Linked DNA regions of Homo sapiens: region 1 is linked to region 2. A link is a contact called in ENCODE Hi-C data. All regions are on one chromosome and are shown on one strand. Each heading gives the region's core, a stretch centred on a gene start or an enhancer-like site at or near the end of the contact. The rest is flanking DNA. Distances are from core to core; before and after follow the strand shown. Region 1 holds the start of CRYBB1 (crystallin beta B1). Region 2 has its middle 48 kb from the start of IGLL5.

Region 1 (4,794 bases), core at 1,478-3,977, 3.7 Mb before region 2:
CCGTCTCTACTAAAAACACAAAAATTAGCCGGGAGTAGCGCGGGCGCCTGTAATCCCAGCTACTAGGGAGGCTGAGGCAGGAGAATTGCTTGAACCTGGAGGCAGGGGTTTCAGTGAGCCAAGATCATGCCATTTCTCTTGACCCTGGGTGACAGAGCAAGACCCCGTCTCAAAAAAAAAAAAAAAAAAAAAAAAAAGGAATGCATGACTTTGATGAAGGGTTGGCATGAAAATGAAAGGTTAACAATGCACCCTCTACAGCCAGACTGCCTGGGTTTGCATCCCACTGGTGCTGGCTGGGTAACTTTTAAGCATGTTACTTACGCACTCTGAGCCTCAGTTTACTTGTGTGTAAAATGGGTGTAACAAGGTAAGTTGGGATTAGTCTAAGAAACAGGGGGATTGTGAGGATAAATGTGAATAGCACATGAACAGCAGCTGGAATTGCTCCTGCAACATAAAAAATATTGTGGTATTTCCATCATCTTCATCATCACCATTGCTAATAAGAAAGATGATTATTATTAATTGTTGATCAAAAAGCAGGGGTGCATAGTTTTTAAGAGCCTGGGTTCATGAGTAAAGAAGATGTGAGTTCCAATTTTATCTTACATTTCCATTTTTATGAGAAAGTGGCTGAGAGAGAGGAAGGAAAGGGAGTTGCTTCAGTTTCCTTATCCGTAATTGGGGTTAATCCCAGAGACTTCATCCTTATACTGAGGAGTACAGGACAATGCAAAAAAAAAAAAAGAAAAGAAAAAAAGAAAAGAAAATAAATTGGCTCCATAAGACAGGGCAAAAAAGAAAAAGATATAATGAAGGATACAATAATAATAATAAATGCTCAGAGTGGAGCCACCAACATGGTGGGCCATCCCCCTTCTCTGCCCCCACCCTCTGGCAGACAGCCCATTCCTGGGGCTTTAGGGGGGGCACGGAACTGCCCCAGATGACCTGGCTTTGAAGCCTAGACTGGTGGGTGGGCCCTCACCACAGGCGTCTTGGCCCCAGTTCCAGTGGCTACCCCATCTTGCAGTTCCTGCCCACACCCCACCCACCAAGTCTTGGCCCAGGATGAAAGGCCAAGGAGAGGCTAGGAAGCGAGGGGGTGCTGGGTGGTGGAGGGACAGAGGCAAAGCTGGCTCCAGGCCAGGGAGAGTTCAAGACAGAGCTGGGCTCCACGGGGAGCCTAGAACCCCGAAAAAGAAGAGACAGGAGCCTATCCAGATGCCCCCGCAATATACCCTGCCTGGGACTGGGGAGCCGACTGCAGGTGACCTAGCTGAGCAGCTCCCCAGGCTCCTTCTGACCCCAGCTGTACTGTGAGTTCCCGCCATGTGACTATGTTGAAGTCATTTGTTCCACCTGGGCCTCGGTTTCTCCATTTGTGAAATGGGAGGATTGGGCCCTGTGATTTCTGGCGTCTGTTCCTCCGTCCTGAGGCTTGATCACCCCAACTTGACCTCTGTCTCTCCGTCTCTCGCTCCTTCACTGTCCATGTCCCCTGTGCCTCTCTGTGTCTCTGTCTCCACCTCTCTCTTTGTCTGTTACTTCTATCTGCCTCCTTACTTCTCTCTCCTTGCCTTGGTTTCCCTATCTCCTCCGTACCCTACCTTCTGTTCCGATCCATTGGAACCACCATTGAGTCACCAGTTATTGACTGAGAACCCATGATGTGCCAAGCTCTACCTAGCCAGGCCCAGCTAGGTGCTGGGGCCAGTGGTGAACAAGATGTGGTGGGCATCTGGGGCTTGCCAGGGCAGGAGGCTCTGGGACAGGCAGTCATATTTCTGGCCACCAGCACTGTCCTCCAGGTCAGATAACGTGGCCTGGGTAGAGGCGGGGAACTGGGGTGGCGAGAGGGATCACTGTCGATAGGTCAGGAAAGGATGGGGCCCAATGTGGGGAAAAGAAAAAGACCCAGGTCTCCGATATCCAACCCAGCTGAGCACAGTGCGACTCTCCCATTCCCACCCCAACCTACAAAGAGGAAGTCAGGCCAGGGGGCCTCAGGCCAAGGTCAAGGCTGGACAGCAGGAGAAGAAAGCACACAGGCCCAGAGCTGGCTGGCCTGGGCTGGCTCTGACCTCTCTGTGCCTTCACTTTCCTCTTCTGTGAAATGGGCATAATGAAAGTACCAAATAAGGCAGATTGTCCCGGGGACTGACCGAGATAACACGGGTTCGGCACACAGTAAGCACTCCGTAAAAAAGGCTGTCCATATCAAACCCACATCTGCCTTTACAAAACGCTTCTGTGCTCATTGTCACCTTCTTTTCTATATGGCATCCAACAGGGACACGTGCCCACCTTATAATTGCAGACACAGAGGCCCCCCTAGGGGTAGAGACCTACCAAAAGCCACACAGCGCGCAGTGGCTGAGTCAGGATTCAAACTCTGGTCTCCTGCCTCCCAGGGTCTCCCCTTTTCCCTGCCCCATGTTGGCAGCCAGCAGGGACCCTTTTGGGGGCCCATCCCTGGCTGGGGTTGTTGAGAAAGGAGTCAGGGTAGGGTTGGAAGGTGAAGCTGCTGTGGCCAGGGTTTCTGCTGTGTGTGCTGGTCTCACAAAGGAAAGTGCTGCTGTCTGCAGTGATCCAGGCGAGGTCAGGGCCCCAGTCCCCCACTCCCTGCCCAGGCCTGCTGAGCCAGCTTCCCCTTTGTGCCACAGACTATAGGGCCTGATGTCTGCCAGACTATAAAATGGGGGGTCGGACTCTAGTCACCCATAGCACCTGCCCGCCTGCCTGTCCTCCAGCAGGAAGTAGCAAGTCCCCAGGTAAGAGGGAACCCACAGCCCAGCTGAGAGCTGAAGGGGAGGGGAAGAGAAAAGGGAGACAGAGAGAGGGAGGCAGAGATAGCAGTGCCATGAGAGTCAGAGAGCAGGGCCATGGAGATAAAGACGGAAGTGGAGAGAGGAAGAAAGGGAGGGAGAGGGAGAGGGGAGAGAGTGAGAAAAGACAGAAATAGAGAGAGAAGTAAATATAATTAAAAAGGACAGATAGAGAGATAAGCAAAGATACAATGAGGGAGAGATAGTGGGGGAGAGAGGAACAGAGAGGGAGAGAAACAGACAGGCAGATAGGCAGAAAGAGGGAGAGAAGTAAGAAACAGATAGAGAGGCAAAGACAGGGAAGAGAGGAGGAACAGAGGGAGAGGGTGAAGCAGGGAGAGAGAGAGAATGAGAATATCTCCAGGAAGGCATGAGTCCAGCTGCCAGCCCTGGGGGAGTGTTTAAAGCCACAGATGTGGTCCAGATGTCTGGCCTCACCCCTGGTGAACAGGGGGCACCCCAGAATATGCACAGCCTTCCTGGAGGAGGCTGGGGGAGGGATGTGCTTATCCCAACTAGCTCCGCCTTACAGAATGTGTTCGGGAATCAGCTTGACCAGAGGGTCTTAATCTGTGCTAGCAGGGGGTCCTCAAATCCCTTAACATTGTCTCCAAAGTTAAAGAGAGCATTATTTTTGTCCGGGGACAAAGTTGAGGTATTCATCAAACATTCAAAGGAGTCCACGACCCCAAAGCAACAAGGAACCACTGGAATTGACCAAAGCCCTCTCCACCCAAAGCCTACCCAGCCCCAGTCCTCATTTTCAGAACCCTCCACATGCAGTAAATACATCCTCTTGGGTCCTCCCATAAGCCTCAGTCCCCGGCCTGTATTTGCACCCATACACCAACCCCTCAGAGGAAGCAGACGGGGAAAGGAGCTGGGAGCATGCATTCATTCATTCTCTGAACAAATGTTAATTGGGCATCTCCTATGTGCCAGGTGCAGAGCAAGTGTTAGGGATGGACGGTGAATAAATCAGATTAAGCAAATGGCAGAATACTTTAAAAGCCCAGTTGCTGGCTCCATTTCCTTGAGTTGAAATCAGAGCCCTACCACTTAGTAGCTGTTTGGGCCTGAGCTGGGCCCCTTCCTTCTCCAGCCCCCTGCTGCTCAGAGGGGATCATGATAGCAGCTACTCCATCGGGTGAGGTTCATGGTCAGATGGGTTAATTAATGTATGTCACAGTGCCTGGCACACCTTAAGTACTCCCAAATGGGACTTCTTGTTATTAGTCTAGGGAGGCAAATTGGAGTTGCACAAGCAAATCAGTGTGATAAGCAGTGTGGAAAATTGCAGGGGGCTAAGGAAGGACCTAGCGGGGTAATGGAGGGTGGAACAGCTAGTGGAGGGAACCGCATGGTCAAAAGCCTGGAGGAAGGATATATGTGGGATGAGTGGCCCCCAGACGGGAAGGTCTTGGCTGGGAAGTAGGGATGAAAGAAAAACTTCCAGGCTTAACCGTTTCAGAAGGAGATAGAGAGGAAACGAGCTCCAAGGAGGCTGAAAGCACAGGATGTGGGGCTATGAGGGCAGGAGGCAGTTTGGGGGTGTCATCCCTGAAGGCCAGAGTTTCTTTACAGACTTTTGCAGGCGGGAACCATGTCTCAGGCTGCAAAGGCCTCGGCCTCGGCCACAGTGGCGGTGAACCCAGGGCCTGACACCAAGGGGAAGGGGGCCCCACCTGCAGGAACATCCCCTAGTCCCGGCACTACCCTGGCCCCAACAACCGTGCCTATTACCAGCGCCAAGGCGGCGGAACTGCCTCCTGGGAACTACAGGGTAAGGACCTGGGGGTGCAGTGGCTGGGTGCCATGCCTTCTTTCCTTCCTTCCCTCCTCCTCCTTCTTCTCCTCCTCCTCTTCCTCTTTCACCTCTTACTCCTCCGCACCTCTTTCTCCTCCTTTTTCTTGGCTTATTTTCTCTCCTTTCTATTTACTCTCCCTTTTCTTCTTCTCCACC
Region 2 (4,719 bases), core at 1,182-3,681:
TGAACGGGCTGCTCCTCTTGGAGACATCATCTTTTCCCTCATCAGTGAGGGTTCTGGAAGGGGAATGTGGGTTGGGAGGCAGGCAGGATGGAGAGGTGGCTGTTGAGTTCCTGCCCTTTGGGTTTTGGGTCACAGTACTAGACTCATAGAATTGGGTTAAAAACTTGTATTTTTTTTTCTAAGGAGAAGCTGGAAAGTGAACAAGTAAGATAGGGCGTCTGGCTCCTTGCTGTGTATAGAACAGATACCCAGCAATGACCATAGGTGCAGAGTTTATTTATGTAGAGACTTTTTGAATATAAGAAAAGAAATGACAAATATATATGAGTTACTATATAATGAATATAAGTATAATTAAAATAAACCAACTATAGGTAGTGCAGGGTGAGTTTCCAATAATAAATTCTAAACCAACTTCCATCATTCATGGAACCAGATATTCTATTCAGGAATTAATATGCATTCTCCCATACATTTCCTATTATACACATGGGAGGTAGCTACTCATATTAAATCAATATCAAATAGATGGGAACATGAGGAGAGAGATTAGCTACCAAGGTAAATTGTCATCTCTCAGTGGCAGAGAAATTTGTCAACCGAGGTCTTCCTAGAAATATGCTCTGACCTACCATACAATTCTTCCTGCCTGAGGAACTGGTAAAAACTCTCCAAGTCCATCCTGGCTTCCTTCTTTCCTTCCCAACTTCTGCTCATCCTGACCTGACCTTGTCCCAAGCTGCTCTATGGCTTTTATTGCTCTTTGCAGAAATCGCTTAAACTTTTTGTTTGCAGTTGCTCCCTCCTCTGTGTTTAACTGTATTTTAAGGGGGGGTTCATTTTCCAATCCTCTTTGCTAAATGTCGGCTGCTAGGTACTCATCCCCCCTGGAATGCCCTCTCTTTCCATTTTTATGACTCAGCAACTTTCCCTGGGCTTCCTGCCTCTGAGCTGGCTGGAGCTGTGAGACAATTTCGGGCTTTGGGCAGCACCTAAGACATACAGGATGCGAATCCATGTTAGGATCGTAGTGACCTCTTCCATATAATCCCCCATTGTACTACTCCTCAAGAGAGAACACTCTGTCTTCTCATCAGTGTAATCTCAAACCCTGCACCCTGACTGTTGTGGGTGTAGCAGACACACAAGAAATATTTGCTGAATGTTAAGTGAATTGGAATAAACATGTTGATTTAAGTGACAAAACCTTCTATTTTTCATAATAATAAATGTATAATGATTGTCAAAAAATGAAAAAAGTTAGATGTACAAAATGAAAACCAATATTACCTACAGTTTACCCCCGCAACCGGTAGCCCCGGGGAATAGATGTGGATACGGATGTGCATCTAGGTATGGATAAAAATGCAGGGATTCATGCACACACAGGTCACGTCTTATCTGGTGGCCTCTTTGGGATAATATGTTCAAGGCTTTTCAGATGCCATTCGCATCATCGAATACAGCATTTTTATAGGATCTTACATCTTAAATTGGCTTAATGTTTTGTTCTCCGATTATAAAATCTGAAAACAGGAAAAATTAAATAAGAATACAAAGCAAGTCTCTGATCCTGCACTGCCCAAGAGGCCCTGTTAGCGCGTTGGTATGGCGCCTTCCAGATCTTTTTCTGCATGAAATCATGGGCTTATCACAAAGATGGGAACTTCTTTCCTCACTTCTTCTTGCCCTGTTGTGAACATCTGTCTATGGCCCTTCTCCAAGGCCATCTGGGGATGTGGATGTGAGGCTGGCATCTGCTCTCGGGCTCTTTTCTGTCACGTTTTGCTGTTAGCTCCCTGGCTAACATCCACATGCACTGGCTCTCTGGCATCTCCATGATAAATTCTTATGAGCAGGATTTCTGGGTCAAAAGAGAGTGCATTCCCAGGCTGTGGAGACAGGGGACACGTTCAGGAGGGCCTAAAAGGCTGAACCGTGTCTCAGCCTTGAGGCCTCTCAGAATCGCCAGCTTGGGAAGTTAGGAGGCCTGTGGTTGCTCATCACTCCCTCACCAACTCGTTCTGCCCAGGGAAGGTCCTGGGGTGGGGGCTTCAGAGCCCTGTCCTGGCCACCCCCCTCCCTGGGGTCCTGCTGACAATCAGGGCCACTGCTGGCTGGTTCTGAGATGCCTTCTGGTGGACCCTGGGACCCAGGATGGAGCTCAGGGTGTGGGGAGGCAGCCAGGGGGCAGCATCAGGCCCAGGGGCTGGACTAGGAGGGGGTGGGGTGGGGCGCAGGCTCTACTGCCCCCACCTGTGAGCTGCACAAACATCCAGCAGCAGCCCTGAAACTGCCCCATGCTCCTCCTGGGCCACACCTGGGCCTGTTTGTCACTCATCCCATGCCCGGGTGGCCATGAGCTCAGTTTCTCTTCCTCTTATTTTTCTCCTTTTGTCACTCTGAGTTCTGGTTTCAGCCAACTTGGGGTTAAATTTAGCCTGGGGATTTCCAGGGGTGGCCAGCTGCAGGCAGGGCCACCAGAGCTGGGAAAGCGCATCCCCCAACCCCATCCCTTGGCCTGGCCCCCACCCTACTCCCATCTCAGGCCTCCCTGGCCAACCCCTTCACCCAGGAATCTGCTGGTTTCCTGAATGGCTGGCACTCGGGGTCCCTGACCCAGTTCCTCCTTGACCAGAGGGAAGGCTGGGCCCAGGAAGGCAAAGGCATTTGCCCAGGTTCACACAGTGTCACCCGCAGGCCCAGGCAAGAGCAATGACTGAGGGTAGGTGAGGGTCCCCATAGGCCAGGCACAGCTTAGGCATCATCTCAATCCGCAAACCTACCTTGTGGGGAGGGACTCTTATCACCCCCTTGGGCAGATGAGGAAACTGAGGGCTACAGAAGAGAAGCAGATTGCTCAAGGTCAAGGGTTGATGAGGGCTGAGCATGGTGGGGGGACCCCTTCTCTGTCTGACACTGAGGTCTGGGCTCCCAGGGCAGATGCCCCTTTGGGAAGAACAGTGCTCTGGGCTCCCACAGGCCTTTGCAGCCACCCTCCTTCCTTGCATCTCCCAAGGCACAGGGAAGGAATGGCCATCAGGGCCTGTAGCCCTAACTCTCATCCATGCTGCTTTCAGGCCTCTTTTCTGCACCCCTGAAATGGGGCTGGAGCTGTGGAATGGTGGAGGAAGTGAACAATCTGGTCTCTGGCAGAGGGCAGTGGTCCACACAGCCACCCTCCATACAGGTCTTCTCCATGCAGGCTCCTCCACACGGGTCCCACCACACAGCGCCCTCCACACGGGCCCCTCCACACAGGTCCCCTCCACACAGGCCCCCTCCACACAGGCACCCTCCAACAGATCCCCTCCACATGGGCCCCTCTACCTGGCACCCTACCGACAGGCCCCTCCATGCGGGCCCCTTCACACATGATCCCTCCACGCGGGCCCCTCCACGCAGGCCCCTCCACATGGGCCCCTCCACACATGATTTCTCCACACAGGCCCCTCCACATGGGCCCCTCCACACATGATCCCTCCACACGGGCCCCTCCACACATGATCCCTCCACACGGGCCCCTCCACACATGGGCCCCTCCACACGTGGGCCCCTCCACATGCCACCCTCCATACAGGTCCCCTCCACATGGGCCCCTCTACATGGGCCCCTCCACACAGGGGCGCCTATGTGAGCTCGGGCAGATCCCTTTCTCTCCTGGTCTGTTTCTCCATTTGTCAGATGGGAGGCCCTGGGCTGGAAGTCAGGACACCACAGAGCTGGCTCTGGCTTTTTGGGATCTAACTGCTCTGGGCCTCAGTTTTCCTACCTGTGAAATGGGACCATGATTCTGGCTGTGGCCTCACAGAATCCCTGAGTGGCTCAGGTGGATAACATGTGTCCACGTGTTTTATAAATGGTACGGGACGATAAGGCCACTCAATAGCGTCTCAACACAGGATGCAGCTACCTGTAGAGTTGCAGATGTGGTCAGACCTGAGGTTTAGGGCCTCTACTCTCGGCCTTGCTCTCTCTGGGCCCTGCCCCTGCCCCTCTGCAGAGCTCTGGGGCTTGGGGCACTCTGGTCCACTGGCCTGGACCAGCATGAATGTTCATGGCCTTGGTCCACCGTCCAACCCAGAGAACTGTGCACCCTGCAGGGCCCTGCCTTGGGCCTGGCTCCCAGCATCCTCTGCTCATTCCCTCTCCTCCACCGGGTGGTCACTACCTGTGTCCTATGCAGGGCCCAGACCTCTTTTCTCCCTTGTTCCCTGCCCCCCTGGAAGCCTGGTCCATCTTGGAGCCCATCCATGTGGCACAGACTCCAAGGACTTCCTGGGTATTAAGTAGGGTGGCAGGCCAGGTGACGTGGGGGACAGAGTATGGGGCCTTTGAGGTGAGCTTTCAGGGTGCTTCCATGAGGGCCCTTGTGCACTACTGTGGCCCTGTGGGAAGAAGGGATGCTGTGGTCACTCCTATACCTTTGCTCACACTCACCCCTAACACACCCGTCCTCTCTCTGCCCTTCAGTCCTTGATCCAGCTCCTAGGCCTGTTTGAGGTTGCTGCTGCCACCAGGCTACCTTTGATGACCACATGGAATCCCCAGTATCTCCTGCCCCTTGTCTTCTTCAAGCAAGGGGGTCTCATCTGCAATCTGAGCTCTGGGCTGGGCGGGGACAAGTACCCCCCCTTGCTTGCTTTACTTCAGGAACTGGCCTGGGTGGCTGGCATCCTGTGCATGTTGAGGGGACGGTGGTGGGGGATGCCAGTGGAT

The links. Hi-C counts contacts between places; a loop is a spot of excess contacts on that map. Pooled maps may share reads with other maps.
Region 1: a map with no recorded cell type shows a loop between it and region 2 (12-fold over the local background). The contact joins the promoter of CRYBB1 here to the enhancer-like site in region 2. A Hi-C loop is called at or near these places in 2 of 37 single-sample maps with no recorded cell type and 2 of 50 pooled maps.

Annotation. Positions count from the first base shown.
Region 1 is chr22:26,615,960-26,620,753 of GRCh38, reverse strand. It overlaps CRYBB1 (crystallin beta B1), which reads left to right and starts at 2,727. Exons shown (of 6, transcript NM_001887.4): 1 at 2,727-2,777; 2 at 4,416-4,614. The coding sequence starts at 4,435. It also overlaps a transcript of CRYBA4 not described here. RefSeq lists enhancers at 1,642-2,317, 2,996-3,673.
Region 2 is chr22:22,933,408-22,938,126 of GRCh38, reverse strand. No RefSeq gene overlaps it. Among named protein-coding and RNA genes, the nearest start is that of IGLL5, 48 kb to the right of the region's middle. RefSeq lists an enhancer at 2,290-2,669 and a silencer at 3,840-3,929. Within about 2 kb of position 2,431, at least 4 of the 41 ENCODE cell types and tissues checked have a DNase peak (open chromatin) inside an H3K27ac peak, as active enhancers do.